2 separate regions of the Mus musculus genome follow, and region 1 is linked to region 2. A link is a loop called in an ENCODE intact Hi-C map of the cell type or tissue named here. Cell type or tissue: gastrocnemius. All regions are shown on one strand. Links, peaks and the distances in the headings refer to the core of each region. The heading gives the core; the rest is flanking DNA. Region 1 holds the start of Gm32247 (a long non-coding RNA gene). Region 2 holds the start of Gm46969 (a long non-coding RNA gene).

The links. A loop is a pair of places that touch in the nucleus more often than their neighbours do. Peaks named below come from ENCODE experiments on the same cell type or tissue, not always from the same donor. Only the 100,000 strongest peaks of a DNase experiment are listed, where the experiment ranks them.
Region 1: it touches region 2 in a loop (6-fold over the local background); 1 of 42 quality-filtered maps calls a loop at or near these places.

Annotation. Positions count from the first base shown.
Region 1 is chr6:97,614,526-97,619,904 of GRCm38, reverse strand. It overlaps Gm32247 (a long non-coding RNA gene), which reads right to left and starts at 3,419. Exons shown (of 4, transcript XR_003956339.1): 1 at 2,143-3,419; 2 at 1,054-1,189; 3 at 346-550. It also overlaps a transcript of Frmd4b not described here. In gastrocnemius, for the core only: no CTCF peak of the experiment used is centred there; DNase peaks (open chromatin) are centred at 2,269, 2,911 and 3,652; H3K4me3 peaks cover 2,362 bases; H3K27ac peaks cover 2,040 bases.
Region 2 is chr6:97,558,378-97,563,756 of GRCm38, reverse strand. It overlaps Gm46969 (a long non-coding RNA gene), which reads right to left and starts at 3,725. Exons shown (of 3, transcript XR_003956342.1): 1 at 3,434-3,725. It also overlaps a transcript of Frmd4b not described here. In gastrocnemius, for the core only: no CTCF peak of the experiment used is centred there; no DNase peak of the experiment used is centred there.

The DNA of each region.
Region 1 (5,379 bases), core at 60-5,059, 56 kb before region 2:
TTTTTTTTGAAACTCAAATAAATAATATTTTCACTGTCTAGATGTTGTCTCATTGGGCTTATCTTACAATCATATTTAGACACAGGTTTACATATATATATTTGTGTTTTAAAAACAAATACCATCCTCCTATCAATGGCTTTGCTCCTCTTCCATTCTTCCCCCTCTTTATGACAGCATCTCCTAGAGAATTGATTGGCCCAAAAAAAAAAAAAAAAAAAAAAAAAAAGAGTCTCTTTTTTGAAACAAGACCTGTGCATGCATATTCATTATCTTTCTTCACTCTTGACCAAACACCTATAGAAACAACTTGAGGGAGCAAAGATGAACTTGAACTTGACTCACAGTTTCAGAGAGTCTGGTCTGGCATGGTGGGAAAAGCATGGAGAAAGCCATAGCAGCATTCATTGCAACGTCATATCGCCACGGACCAGGAGGCAGAAAACTGGGGAACTTATCCAGACTCTTGTCTTCAAAGGCTCACCGCTAGTACTTTCACCAGCCAAGTCCCACCTTCCAAAAGGTCTCCTGGTTTACAAAGTATCCCCACCTAGAAGGAAACAAAAGTCTCAAAAACTTTCGCTTATGGGGAGATATTTTTACCTGGGTGATTGCATTGAACAGGCGTTTTGTATCGAGGTTTGCAATTTTACAGGTGGGTACCACCTCTTCCCAGGGTCCTGTTCCCAAGCTGGTCAGCTGATCTCTCGGGCTCATGTGCTTCCTGGTTAAAACAGAGTTCCATAAACTCAACTGACACTGAATGGGCTCACACTACGGATGCAGACCTGGCTGCAGGGAGCTTCCTTATCTTCCCAGCCCTAGGGGTGGGCGGTGGTGGGGGGGTGCAGGGGGGGTGCAGGGTGGGAGGTGGGAGGGAAGTGAGATGGTGTCAAGCGATCAGCTTACACAGCTCAGGTCTGCGAGGGCAAGTAATTACCACTCAACAAACGTTAGCTGCTCATTCAGTATTTTCTATTTAATGGAAAGCAAACAGTCCGTTCAGCACCAGAAGAAAATGTAATTAAAACTTACACCAGGCACGCACAATACCTGTCACACACCAAGCCACCTCAAGTGTCTGTCACTTCAAATCTTGCCTTCTCCCTTCCCTTCCCATCAACAGCACTGATATCAGGGCCTGGAAACCAAGGTCCTCTCCCTGCCTCAAAGTGTGTAGGACTGCGTTCTGTTAAGAAGAGGAAAACAGGCAAAGGAGCGGGGACAGAAGAAGACAAGAAAGGGAGGAAAGTAAAAATCCAGTATTGCCGAGAGATTAAAGACTCACAAGTGATAAGTCAACTAACTGTTCAACAAAACACAGAGCTATATAATTGTGTAGTTGAAGATAATTAGTTTTGTAATGGATTTACTTTGAAAAATGAATTAACTGCAAGTACCCAGAGAAATGTGTGTGTGTTTGGTTGGGGGGGGGGGTTAAAAGAGCTTTAGGATTTGCACAGCCTTTTCCCCTATCAACTCATTTGGATAAATCTCTCTCTCTCTCTCTCTCTCTCTCTCTGTCTCTCTCTCTCTCTCTGTCTCTCTGGTTTTTCAAGACAAGGTTTTTCTGTATAGCCCTGGCTGTCCTGGAACTCACTTTGTAGACCAGGTTGGCCTCGAACTCAGAAATCTGCCTTCCTCTGCCTCCCGAGTGCTGGGATTAAAGGCGTGCGCCACCACGCCCGGCTTGGATAAATCTTAGTTGGGGTCTTTCATGAACTGCTTCCCCCTTTCCTTCTCCCAATCACTGTGTTAAGGTCAGCATCAGATTAGACTGCGACCTCTGCCCTGTCACTATTAGCTGTTTGGAGAGAATTTTTTTGAGCCTTCAAAGAAATCGCAACACAGCACCTCCGAGTCAGATAGAGAATTAAATGCCATATCATAACTGTCTACTGTGGGACAGTATCAGACACCGCTTCCTCTTTCTTCTTTCATTCAGAGCCATCTGATTGCAAGAGTCTAAGATCCAGTCATTTCTCCAGGTTATGAGGTCTCCCTTATCCTAAGGTCTCGGGATGCCTAAATCCAGGAAGTACAATAGAGAGTCCTATGGTGCTTCAAAGTTAGGGTGATGCAAAGAAGCTAGCTTTCCGGCCGCCTCCTAGATGCACCCCAAGATTCTCTTAAATTCATTACCCGTCGCCTGTGCGCGCGCAGAAGGCCAGGCGAGCTGCAACCGCGGGGCCGAGCGCCCCCTCCCTGCTTCGCTCCCCCTCCTCCTCCCGATACAATGACTGGGCCGGAACAGCGCATCCGCCGAGCCTCATTGGCAGGGCCGCCCTGGCCCCCGGAGAGGCGACGGGCGGGGGCAGTGCAGAGAGATCGGTGGAGAGCCGGTGCTGACAGCGGCTAGAGGCTGGACTGAGGGAGGTGGGGACACTGAGAAAGGTGGGGAAGGCGGCTCGAGGCTCCTCCGCGGAGCGTGGGTATCCTGGTAAGGATACCGGGCCAGGGGATGCTGAGAGCTCTGGCTGCCCGGCTAGCCGCCGTGGAGTTGAGCTGCGCGGCTCTGACGCTGAGCCCAAGCCTGGGCGGAGAGGAGGAGGACCGAGAGGAAGACAGCTGCTGCAGAGGAAGGCGCCGCGCGCCCTGGAGTTGCGGGACTGGCGCGGAGAGGATTTCCCGGGTCCCGCGCGCTGCGCAACGCAGACAATAAAGTAGCAAGGCGACAACAGCCCAGCTCGCCCGAGGAAGGAGGCGGCTGAGCAGGTAGGTAGGCGACTGTCCCAGGATTATCAGAGCGCGCTGTCGCTGGAGGAAGGAGGCCGAGGTTCCACATTAGGAGCGCAGAGTGCGCCGCCACCCCCCACCCCCCGGCGCGCGCAGGTTGGGGACCCGCAGAGCTGGTCCCCAATCTCCTGCCACCGGGAAGCCCCGCCCCAAAGCTCCCGGGCTGGTTCAGCCTGGACTGGAGTTCCTAGGCACTTGGCGCCGCTCTTTGGTGGCTCTGGCAGTGTAGTGACAGGAAGTTTGGCGGGTCTGATGCTTTGACGCTGGTGGGGTTTGAGAACACGCCGCGTTGGACCACGCGCTTTTTGCTTTGGTGGGAGGTAGGGAGATGAATCGTTGAATCCCAGACACTTCTGTCCGGGGAAGCCATCCGAAGGTGGTGAAAAGCTGAGGGAGGGGTCCCTGGCCTTAGCTGAGGACGTCCAGGGTTTGGCTTGGCCACCCTTTGTAAATAGGCGTGTCACATCCTAAGCGCGCCTGTATTGGAGAGGCTGTGTGCGTGTGAACTGCTCTCTGTCCATTTTCTGGAGCATTTCACTTTTTATTTTCATCGGAGAAGGCACATTTAACCCTAATTTGAGAAATGCTGTTTTGTTTGGACTAGTGGCCAACGTCTTCCTTTGCAAAGGGCTTCCTGCACTTTTAAAGATGCTGCTGACTAGTGCTAGGTCCCTTTACAAAGAGGGAAGAGCTGGGCTCCAGTCTTCCTCTGGTCTAAGAATTCAGTGGCAGGAGGAGGTCTCTCTCGCTCTCCTTTGTGTAGCCGCTTCCTTCCTTCCAGATGTGAGAGGGTTGGGTTGGGCGCTTCTGGGTGCGGTAATAATTATCCTGAACATTCCTGAGATCTGCTAGGACTTGTAAACATACCAGAGCCAACTCCTCTGAACTTTGCGGGTTGACTTGATGTGTTTGCTGGTACCCAGAGTGCCGCGTCTGCAAGGTTGCCTCTTGGGGGGGAAGGAAGACGCCGCCGCGGTGCTGACAGCCTCAGTCTCTCAAGGGAAGACCTGCATGATTCTTCAGGGTTAGCCTGAGCTTGCCCCAGAAACATACCAGCCAACTCAAGAGGATGTGTTCAAGATTACAGGGCAATCCCTGACATGCTGATTCATGTCCCCAAGGGGGTGGATCTGTGGAGCTTCCAAATCCAGTGTCTGGAGGGGAAGAAAAGCCTCTTCGCCTTACTTAACCTTCTCAAGCTGCTCTTTGATCTGTCATACGTGTGCTGAAAGAACTAAGCGGGATCTATGTCGGGAAGCAGGATACGCAGTTTGCAGGCGTCATGAATAGTCCAGAGATAGTAAGGCAGACCCTAGAGGGAGGGTTAAGGACTGTGCCATTAATGAGTTTACTAGCAACTAGTCTCATGTTAGACTTCTGGCAGAGCAGGGTCATTAGAAGGCACACCAGTCATGTGCTGTTAATGATTATAAAGAGAAAGAAATAAACAAATCAACAACAGTAGCCACCTTGCCTTTTTTTTCCTCTCATAAATTTAAGTTGATATGTAGGAGTTGATGTAGAATCAAGAGTTGGGTGCTTTGTCGTTGTTGTTCCCAAATCCAGTGTTACAGTAGAGCCAGCAGGTTTTCTGTAAACAAAGGCACACATATACACACTCATCCTGGAGTGAATGTATAGTTCCTAGAAGAGGTTAAGAAAAGCTCAGGATTTTGGGGGACAGAGAAGACCTGTCGTTTCTTCAGGACGTTGCACACATATTAACCACTTCATTTGCATATACTTGGGAATGCAGGTAGAAAGTATTTTAAGAAGGCAATGGCAGAAAATAAGGAAATCCACCTAAAGCACAATGACAATGAGGTTTGATTTTTGTCGTTGTCCACAAAGTTTGCAGAAGATCATTCTCTAGTGCATGCAAGTGCTTGTCCTAAATGTCACTCTGTTTCCCAACACACAGGTTAGCTACAGAAAAGTTAAGGGGCCTCCTAGAGCAGGTACAGAATTACCCTTGAGGCTTGAGTCTAGAAAAGTGTGGGAGGAGCTAACTTCACAGGCAGCCCAGAGTGTGGGAAGACCTTCCCAGGTCTCCCTCGAGTGTTTACCATTTGTAGCCTCTATTTCTAGCAGAACTCAGGGCTCCTGCTTGTCCATTTGATGGCACAGACTTAATTATGGCTTTGCAGTGTCTTTGAGGGAGGAGAAAGGAAGTTTTGGCGAGCCGACAACACAAACAGGGGGGGCATGAAAGGCAGTTAAAAATACATGACTGTCATATCTAGTCTGCAATAATTTTCAAGAATTGCAATTATCTTTGCACTGGAAGTGAAGGCTTGGAGCTTGTACTACAAATGACCTCTTTCTTCATCTGCCCTTCCCCCTTCCCTTTGCTCTCCCTTCCTTTCTCTTACCATTTTTATTTTGTTTTAGATGATCTTGGGAGGGGGGGTGAATTTATTTCTAAATCTTTAGGACTTTCCCCTACCCCATCCCCACCCCTAGCCCCTTCTAGCTAATGTGGTTCCTGGGCTATCACAAAGATATCCTGGGGTGGCATTTTTCTGTTTCTAGATGCTTGATAAAGGCCATCTTAGTAGCTCAGAGGCCAAACTTACTTTCTTTTGTAAACTTCCTTCCTGTAATTATAATATCATGTACACACACACACATACACACACACAC
Region 2 (5,379 bases), core at 229-5,228:
ATAGGACAGAAGGAAAGAAAACCAAAAACTGACACTTGATGAATCACCTGACTTTCCAGTCAGAACTAGAACTGAAACATAGGGAGCTAGACCTTGAGACCACATAGTGAGCCCCGCCATTGAAGACCACGTGACTCAGTAGTGACAAACACGGATATATTTGGTATCAAAGGGATTTGGGTCCAAAGCATACCATTCAGGTACTGGCTATCAGTAAGTCACTTGTAAGGTCACCTGAGCTGTCCAGAGTTGGGGAGAGTTGAACTCAGGGAACCAGCATGGCCCGTCATATCTGCAGGGCCAGCCTACAATTCCAGTTCTCACTGGCTCCGGAGTCTACGCTCCAACAGACTCAGTGATGTACTGGAAAGTGCAGATAGTTAGACAGAGACACAGGATCAAGGCCCAGGTCCCTGACTTCCATGCTGCTCAGGGAACCCAAGAATGTTTGATGGCATGCATACTCCTTAAGGTCTTACTGTTTTCCAAGAGTTCTCTGCTTTCCACTTAAGCTTTGTTATGGAAGTTTGAACACACTTTTTAAAAAGGCAAAGCAAACATCCCCGTGCTTAGTCTAGCTTCAGTTAACTTGCAAAACCAACCGTGCCGTGTCTAACCCTTGCTCTTCCTCTCATCTGGAATCACATTTCTGTCATCAGATCATGTCACTTGAATCACGAGGATTTCAGCTAACATCTCTGAAAGACAGACTCTTGTCACAAAGACAGTCTCCCGTGTATAAAGATGGAAGGAAAACCCAGTTAATGTTAAATTTTAATGTCTCTAGTAGTATATGCATACATTATTTATTCAAATAATATGTAGGAAGCATAATAAATATGTATAATGTACCAACAGATTCATATTTTTACTGAATATATTTTGAGTTGAGGTTCACTAACCTATTAGCATTATAGATGTGTCTAAAAAATCTCGTTCTAGCTCTAGAAATTCCTGATCCGTTTGTTTGTTTTTTCTTACAGTTTAGATATTTCTTCAATATCTAAATAGGGCTGTTTGGCCTAAAGAGTTCTCACTGTCTAGATTTAGCTAATACCATCCTCATGGTATAATGCCCGCGATTTTGCTATTTGTTAGGTTTTGGTAAAGAGACCCAGGGGTTTGCTCAGATTCGCATTCAGCCTTTCATATTTGACACTGATTTGCATGAATGCTGTATTATTCTTTCTGGAGACCCATTGCACAGGGTGGTCAGTCTGTGGTCTCAGCAGACCGAGACGGGTCCATTATCTCATTAAGGGTTGCCAAATAGTGATGTTCTAAATTTAGTTTTATCTCTCCTTCTTCTGCATTCAATTCTATGAGGCACCTCCATATTTTAAATATTGGCGGACTTGGTTAACTGCTTGTCCCAGTCTCATGGGTCTTGTATGTGTGCATGCAGGAGTACATATGCTCGTGTGGGTGCAAGTGTACATGTGAGGGCCAGGGGACACCCTCAGGTGTCATCCCCAGGTGCCATCCACCTTGGATTTTAAGCCATGGTCTTTCACTGGCCTGGATCTCATCAAGTATGTTAGGCTTCCAACCAGAAAAAGCCAGAATCAGCCTGGCCCTGCCTCACCAGTGCTGGGATTACCAGTACACATGGGATATTTTGTTTTTGTTTTTCTCTTACACATGGGCTCTGGGACAAGGACTCAGTTCCATATGCATGCAAGGCAAACATCTCCACAGCCTCCTTGCTTCATATTTTATATAAAAGAAAGCCCTTCTCCCTCCTCTCACCAGTTTAGTGATCAGATCCAGGTGAGGCTTGCTTTCCAGCCCCTCCCCTAGACATTCTTTACGAAGTAGCACCAACAATATTGTGGTAGTCCCTGCATTCATGGGTCAAGCCAGTGGGTTGTCAAGATATACTCGGAGTGTTCAGTAAATACTGGTGTTCTGTAGCCAGAGAACTCTTTCTCGGCCAGCCTGCTCTTTCCCTATAGTTCAAAATGGCTACTGGTGATCAGAGAAGATGATAAGCATATCTTTAAAATTACAATGAGTGCTACCAATCGTGGTGCTATCTGCTTGTAATCACTGCACTTGGGAAGCTGAGGTAGAAAGAACACGAGTTTAAGGTAGGCCTGGGCTACATACTGAGACCATGGCTCAAAAAAATTACTGTGAGGCAAAGGTGTAGTGAACTCTACTAAGCTTTTCTTCAGTAACTCAGCCCGTTGCAGCCATTGCCCCATAAATATTCTCAAGTGAGTAAAACAATTCTTTCCATTTCCAAATGAACCAAGGTGAGGCACATTGCCTGTTTGCCATGCTCTCTCACTTACTTCCAGTGTAGCATTCCAGCAGCCAGCCTCCTCTGCAGAGTGATTGGGGTTTCCTACAGTCCCCCCAGGTTTTTTCTCCAGTGTGGAGCACTAGTGGGAAGCCTTCCAAAGCTGTTCTCATAAGGCAGGTCAGTTGTTTCCTTGTGAAGAGAGCCCTCCCTCCCTTTTTTACATTTTACATTTTCTTACCCTTCCAACTCATGATGCATGAGACAATGTTTGCTCTTGGGGCTTCCTCAGAATCATGGATGCTAAATCAGTAAGAGGATTTTTGTTCTGATAAGTGTAAGCAGAACGTTTTGTGGAAGAGCCAAGAATGAGGTTAGATACTGTCAAGTTCAAATCCCAGCCCTGTCCCCTTTCAGGGTTTGTCATTTCAGGCTGCCACTCAACATGAACAGAACCTCTTAGTTGTGAACCAAAGGATGTCTTAACCCCCAGACTTCTTACAGGAAGAAACACAAGTTGAAAACACACTTATGTCACATCTCACATGTCACGCAAAGAAAGCATTTTTGACAATGAACTTTAAAGGCTAGTATTTGTCCTCCCTTTGGCTCCTTCCTCTTCTGTGTCCATCAGTGGACCAGAAGTATGAGAAATTCTTCAAAAAATCTATTCAAGAATGGCAAGGCCTGGTCTAGGTACTTTGATCAACAGCCCTTGACCAAAGCTTGTATGGTAGACTATGATTTCACTTATACATTCTAAAGTAGGTAAAATAGAATGGTGCAAAGATTTTTTTTTATTGTCCTGGTTGAGAAGAATGAATGAAGGTAGGGAGAGGCCCCTTGTGGACTGATGGTCTTATTCTAGATCAGGATACAGGTGTGGTTACCTAGATGTCAACACTTACCAAAATGTCATTACTATATGTGAATTATGTCGTTACACATGAAAATGTCAATGCTATCGGTTTACTGTGACGTTGAATCCCAGGGAAGCAGGAGTGACAGGGGATGACAGAATGATCAGGAGGGTAAGAAGATAGACAGGCATGCATGTGATGTGTAAGGAAGTCAGCTTGCTTAGGGACAGGCTGATGGCATGGTCTCCCACAGACAGCTTAGGAAGTGGCTTTGCGAAATCACGGTGCTCTGGAGAGTGCTGGGGTCAGGGGTTGGATCAGTCCTTACCTGTCATGTCTTCAGAGGCCCGGAGGACTCTGATGGAGGCTAAGGCTGAGGCCACGGTGACCTGGCTCTGCAGCTGTCGGAATTTTGCAAGACATCACCAGAGTTCCTCTGGCCATGACAGAAAGCCTGTGCTCGGATCCAGGGTGGAGCACACCTGAGGCAGGCATGGGGTCTGGCGGGGCTGAGCTGTGGCTAAGGTGAAACCCGACAAAGCCAGGATGACGAGGTAACAGTCTGGTCTCCACCACTCACTAGGTAAGCAGCTCTGAGACGGTGACCTAACCTCTCTAAACCTCAGTCTGCCTAGAGTTGATTGAAAGAGCCCCCGGGGCCTTCCCTAGAGGAGGCTGTCTCTAGACAGTTCTCACACACACTGCTCAACTTCCTGCACCTTCTGTCTGGCCATAGGAACAAGTCTCCTTTGAAGATCGAACAGTCCAGACACTCTTGAGTGAGGGCAAACAGGCCCAGGAGCTTAAGTGCTGAAAGACTGAAGCAGTGATATGATTGCAGCCACAGAGTCCTGTGGGAAATACCAAGGGCAGTCACACTGTGTCAGGAGGGCTTCCGGTGAGGTTGAGACCTGCTCACTCCCAGTGATAACCGAGACAGGAATGCGCCATGTTGAAGCTTCCTTCCCTTCTTGTCTCAGCTCTTCAACCCCCTACCTAGGCTTTGTAGGAACATGTCCCCAAACATGCTTATCCTTAACTCTTCGTCTCAGGGAAAACCCAACCTAAGGGCATTACGTGACTGCCGCCCCATTACTGTCAGTGTTAAGTGAGGCAATAGAGGGAAACCCTAAGAGGAGCTCATAGTCTCGAGTAAGTTTAAATCAAGTAGAGCAATCAACCTGACTATTCCATTAGCTGTGTGAAGGAAGAAGCATGGCTGTGGTATTTATTATCCAAATGAGACATATAATAGTACCTTTTTGTGTGTTTGGGCTATGTGTGCTTGTGTGTGTGTGTGCTTGTGTGTGTGTGTGTGAGAGAGAGAGAGAGGGAGGGAGGGAGAGAGAGAGAGAGAGAGAGAGAGAGAGAGAGAGAGAGAGAATGTGCATGCATATGGGTATGTGTGAGCTGTCTTGCATGCAGGAGGTGAAAGACAACTTCAAGTGTCACTCCTTGTTTGAAGTCTGGTCCTTTGGTTGTTTGCTGCTGTGTTTTCCAGGGTGGCTGGCCTGCTAGCTTCTGGAGACTCCCTGTCTTTGTCTCCCATCTTTCCCTTGGAAGGCTGGGATTGTGAACACATGCCACCACTCTCTGGCTTATATGGGTTCTGTGGTACCAGAGTCAGGTCTTCATGCTTACATGACAAGCACTTTCCCCACTGAGCCATCTCCCTATCTTCTAAATGAGAAACTTTTGAGAGTGCAAATAGATGACAGGTTAAAAACTGTGGATGTTCTAGAAAATTAGAATGTACTATAAGCAATAATTTTGGTTTTCAGAAGTATGGAGCCCTCTCTACAATGGAAGTCATAGCCTGAACACTATCTATACCTATACCTATACCTATACCTATACCTATACCTATACCTATACCTATACCTATACCTATACCTATACCTATACCTATTACCTATTACCTATACCTATACCTATTACCTATACCTATACCTATACCTATATTATATATCTACCATATATATCACATCAAACTGTTTTAGCTAGAATTTTACGTTTTTTGCACTCTCCTTTCGTGTGTGTGTGTGTGTGTGTGTGTGTGTGTGTGTGTGTGTAAATATGTAGGCCAGAAGTCAACCTTGAGTATCATTTCCTAGGCATGATCTACCTTATTTTATAAAATGGGGCCTCTCATGGCCTTACATTTACCAGGTAAGCTAGGCTGGCTGGCTGTGAAACCCCAAGGATCTGCCTGCTTCCTCCTCCTCCTCTTCTTCCTCCTCCTCTTCCTCCTCCTCCCCTCTTCTTCCTCTTTCT